Regions from separate parts of the Homo sapiens genome. Here region 1 is linked to region 2. Evidence: read pairs that join two places in POLR2A ChIA-PET (ENCODE). Cell type or tissue: MCF 10A. All regions are shown on one strand.

Evidence for each region. ChIA-PET counts read pairs that join two places held together with the same protein. Peaks named below come from ENCODE experiments on the same cell type or tissue, not always from the same donor. Only the 100,000 strongest peaks of a DNase experiment are listed, where the experiment ranks them.
Region 1: POLR2A ChIA-PET joins it to region 2 with 6 read pairs; 5 of 35 experiments call an interaction of 5 or more read pairs at or near these places.

Annotation. Positions count from the first base shown.
Region 1 is chr19:4,130,125-4,132,624 of GRCh38, forward strand. No RefSeq gene overlaps it. Among named protein-coding and RNA genes, the nearest start is that of MAP2K2, 7.3 kb to the left of the region's middle. RefSeq lists an enhancer at 908-1,202. In MCF 10A, no CTCF peak of the experiment used is centred here; DNase peaks (open chromatin) are centred at 1,097 and 1,787.
Region 2 is chr19:4,041,991-4,044,490 of GRCh38, forward strand. ZBTB7A (zinc finger and BTB domain containing 7A) reads right to left here. Exons shown (of 3, transcript NM_015898.4): 3 at 1,313-2,500. Among named protein-coding and RNA genes, the nearest start is that of ZBTB7A, 24 kb to the right of the region's middle. RefSeq lists an enhancer at 1,694-2,426. In MCF 10A, no CTCF peak of the experiment used is centred here; no DNase peak of the experiment used is centred here.

The DNA of each region.
Region 1 (2,500 bases), 88 kb after region 2:
GCTAATTTTTTATTTTTTGTAGAAATGGGCAAGGGGAGTCTCACCATCTTACCCAGGCTGGTCTCAAACCCATGGGCTCAAGCGATCCTCCTGCCTCAGCCTCCCAAAGTGCTGGGATTACAAGTGTGAGCCACCAAGCCCAGCCTGTTATGAACTTTTTTTTTTTTTTTGACAGGGAGTCTTGCTCTGTCACCTGGGCTGGAGTGCAGTGGCGCAATCTCGGCTCACTGCAACCTCCGCCTCCTGGGTTCAAGCGATTCTCCTGCCTCAGCCTCCTGAGTAGCTGGGATTACAGGTGCGCGTGCCACCACCCCCGGCTAATTTTTGTATTTTTTGTAGAGATGGGGTTTCACTGTTTTGGTCAGGCTGGTCTCGAACCCTTGACCTCGTGACCTGCCTGCCTCAGCCTCCCAAAGTGCTGGGATTACAGGCGTGAGCCACTGTGCCGGGTCTGTTATGAATTTTTTGAGGCCAAAGAAGATGTTGGATGTATCTCCTTCTCTCCCACTTTACCTCCCCGGACATAATGGATGCTGGATACATATGTGTTACTTGAAGGAATGTCCTGGGTGTTCTTGTTCTCAAGGAGACAGGTTGCCTTATTACAAGGCAACCATTCGCAGCACTTATGATAAAACAGGAGCTTTAATTGCTGAGGTTACAGTGCAGCCTCACCCCCTCCACCCATTCTCTATCTTTACTACCAAGCATAGTTTGCCCTGTGACCTCTCTCTGTGATATATTTTCTACTTATCATTGCTTCCAATAACACTTTTTCTGAGTACATCTGTCTCTTGGTCCCAGAGACGTGGGTGTCTCCTAAATTGCTCCTCCCAGGAAATAAATTTCTAATAGCTTTCTTGATAGATTCAATCCAAGGTGACATTTATCTTGTAGAGGCATATGCTGGTGTTAATATCACATGTGTACATTGTTTCCAACTAGCAATGTCCTGTGAACTTTATCTCTGTCACCTGTGCAATGGATTAACTGACAGAACAGCGAACTGAACCCTTTGGAAAGCAATTTAACCCTATCGTGAGCGCGCTGTGACTCAGCAGTTGGGATCGTGGGCATGTGACTTAGAGAGACTCTTGCCTGTGTGCAAACGGGAGACTCACACAATAATGTTCTCAATGGCAAAAATTTGGAAAGTACACAGAGTCCATTGATGGGAGAATGGAAAAATACGTCCTAGTGCAGTCCCACAGAGAAATATGATACAGCAGAAAATTCCTAAGTGACAACAGCATAAAAGAATCTTAGTTAGTCTCAGCTACTTGGAAGGCTGAGGCTTGAGGATTATTTGAGCCCAGGGGTTCCAGGAAGACCTGGGCAACATAGGGAGACCCCCCTTCTCTAAAGAAAAGAAAAAGGCGGGCTGGGCGCGGTGGCTCACGCCTGTAATCCCAAGACTTTGGGAGGCTGAGATGGGCGGATCACCAGGTCAGGAGATTGAGACCATTCTGGCTAACACAGTGAAACCCCGTCTCTACTGAAAAAATAAAATAAAATAAAATAAAATAATAAAAAAATTAGTCGTGGGTGGTGGTGGGCGCCTGTAGTCCCAGCTACTCAGGAGGCTGAGGCAGGAGAATGGCATGAACCCAGGAGGCGGAGCTTGCAGTGAGCCAAGATCACGCCACTGCACTCCAGCCTGGGTGACAGAGCGAGACTCCGTCTCAAGAAAAAAAAAAAAAAAAGAAAGAAAGAAAAAGGCTGGATGTGGTAGCTCACGCCTCTAATTCTAGCACTTTGGGAGGGCGAGGCAGGCAGATCGCCTGAGGTCAAGAGTTCGTGACAAGCCTGGGCAACATGGTAAAACCCTGTCTCTACTAAAAATACAAAAATTAGCCAGGTGTGGTGATGCACATTTGCAGTCCCAGCTACTCAGAAGGCTGAGGCAGGAGAATTGCTTAAACTGGGGAGGCGGAGGTTGCAGTGAGCCAAGATAGCACCACTCCAGCCTGGGAGACACAGTGAGACTCAATTTAAAAAAAAAAGAAAAAGAAAGGTTATAAAAGACTATAATGCCATTTTTATTTTTTAATTAATTTTTTTTAAAGAGACAGAGTCTTGCTGTGTTGGCCAGTATAAGCTTGACCTCCAAGCCTCAAGCCATCCTCCCACCGGGACCTTCCAGAATGCTGGGATTACAGGCATGAGCCACCCCACCTGGCCTTATGACAACCTTTTTTTTTTAAATTAATTTATTTATTTTTGAGATGGAGTCTTGCTCTTTTGCCCAGGCTGGAGTGCAGTGGTGCAATCTCGGCTCACTGCAACCTCCGCCTCCTGGGTTCAAGCGATTCTCATGCCTCAGCCTCCTGAGTAGCTGGGATTACAGGCATGTGCCACCACGCCCAGCTAATGTTTTTGTATTTTTAGTAGAGATGGGGTTTCACCATGTTGGCCAGACTGGTCTTGAACTCCTGGCCTCAAGTGATCTGCCCGCCTCGGCCTCCAAAAGGGCTGGGATTACAAGTGTAATCAAGTGAGC
Region 2 (2,500 bases):
TCCTGGGCTCAAGCAATCCTCCCTCCTCAGCCTCCCAATGTGCTGGGATTACAGGCATGAGCCACCACTCCCGGCCCTCTCTGAAGCACAGAGGTTAGGAAGCACCTAACCCTGGCTTGTGGTCCTGAGGCTGCGGCTCCTTCAGCTTCCCCATGTGGGACCTCTGAGCAGAGGCCTCAGTGTGCCCTGAGGGTCCACGGTGCAGGGGGCTCAGGACACGGCTGTAGAACCGCTGACCCCCAACCCTGCTCCAGCGCGTGTCGGGGACTTGGGCACGAATCCTGGCTGCAGCAGGTTCATGGGTGGCCTCGCACAGGTATGGTGCTTTAGCATGGGGTCCACACAAGGACCCGGAGGCCCTCAGACTTCGTGGTGTGGCCTCTGTGGTGTTTCCTGGCAAGGGCTGGGCCAGGCTTTGTTGACTTCCTGTGGCTACTAGGAAGAGCCCAATCCACAGAGGAGGAGCTGGGGTTCTGAGTGGACCCAGTGCCCGGCTCAGTGCAGCCATTGCTGCCTCACTGTGCCATCTGCTTCCATGAGTGCCTCATCCATCCCTTGGGGCTGGCCCCATCCCCACCTTTGCTGGCCTGGACAGATTCCTTGGACATGGGCCGAGTCTGGTTGGAGGACAGGAGGAAGGAGGAGGCCCTCCCTCAGAGACCCTACCCAGAGGTAGGGGCTGCAGCTAGCTGAGGCTTCCGGCTCCAGATCCTGGCTCATGTCCCTGGGGCCTGGCATGGGGCAGCACCCTGGGGTCCTCTAGCAGAGTCAGGTGGCCCCCAGGTGAGGCTACCCCGCCTGGGGCCTCGGGAAAGCCTGGAGCCAGTGGTGCCCAGGGCCCAGCCCTGGATTCTGCTGACAACTCGCCCGGCCGGTTCTCCCTGCTGCCCCTCTGGCCTTATCCTGTGCCAGCTGCCTGCCCGCGCCAGGGGCTATGGGTCACCTTCCCCGCAAGAGGGGCCTCTGGACCTGGGTACTCCTCGGACACTCACCCCCACCCCGGTGCTCTGGGTCACCATCCACACCCAGCCTCTCTGCCACGCGACAGACGGACCCCAGAGAGATGGGCCTGGCTTCCAAGGCCGGGCAGGAAGAGCAGGAAGGGTCGGGGACCTGGGGCTTCTCTCCTTGGGACCCAGGATCCGGTCACCCTGGGCCCAAAGGTGTGGTGTGGACGAGGTGCTCAACCCACCCAGTCTCTTCAGGGCCAAAAGGGGAAAAGGGGGACCCCCCCCAAGCCCCCCATCCCCGCTCCCCAGCCTCCCCCGAACAAAACACAGAGAACATCAAATGAGGCGACTGAGGCGGCAGCGGTCGTAACAGGCTGCGTTTAGTGGTTCTTTTTTTTTTTTTATGTACAAGAAAAATGAATTTTTTTGTTTTTTCATCTTTTGTGTTTTTGTTTGTTTTTTATTACTTTTAAAGCTTCTCCCTCCCCACTCCCAAAAAGTGCATTTTTATCAGTTTTTTTTTTTTTTAAATCTCCCACACTTTATAAAGACTCTCAATACAGTCTCTGGAATGTCTATCTGTCTGTGCTCTGTACCCTGAGGGCGCCGCCCCGCCCCCCATTCACCAGGCCTGGCCCCTCCAAAGTCCAAGGCACCTCGATTCTGGGCCTGGGGTGGGGTGGGGGGCGGGACCTGGGCATCGGATCCTGGTCCACAGCCTCCAGGCAGCCCCGGCGAGGGATGGGGGTCTCCCTGGCCCCCTCCACCCCCTGGGCCCGGCCCCCCCCCCCCCCCCCCGTAAATCTATGTATTTAATGCGAGCTAGTCTTAACTCTGAGGTTGTAGCTCCTGGGGCACCCCCAGCCTCCAGGCCCCTGACCCGTCCTGCGCCAGCCACCCACCACCCCCCCCCCCCCACCTCCAGGAAGGCTGCTTCAACTTAAATAACTTTTTAAAATAAAACTGCAAATATAAATATCTTTCTTTCTCAAAAAATAGGATTTTTGCTTTTTTTGTTGGTTTTTAATATTTTTTTTTCTTCTGTTTTTCCTTTCATTCTCTCTGTCTTGCCTCCAACCATTCTGGTTGCCGGGCGGGAGGGGGCACCCCGAGGCCCCTGCCTCAGTGTCACCACCTGTGAGGTGACCGCTCCTGCCACGGCCCCGGGGTCTGAATCGTGCAAAGACCCCTGTCCCCCACCTTCCCTGCAGCCGCCCACTTCCAGGGGAAGACCCTGGAAGAGGCTGGGGGACCCCCCTCGGAAGGAAGCAAAAAGACAGTGACAGGACTGCATGGCCACAATGGTGGGGGGGCAGACTTTGGTATCGCCCGCTCGAGCCTGCCTGGCTGCAGGTCCACACCCATGCCAGGCCGGGCCTGCTCCGGCATTTTACATTCACTGGTTTATAATTTTTTTTTTTCATTTTTAAAAACTTTTTTGACTTTTTTTTTTTTTCCTTAATCTCAAAAGGCGGGGGGCGTCGGGGGGCAGAGGCAGGTAGCAGCAACAGCTAGTAGCAAAGATGCTTCTCTCTCTCTCCTGGGCCCGG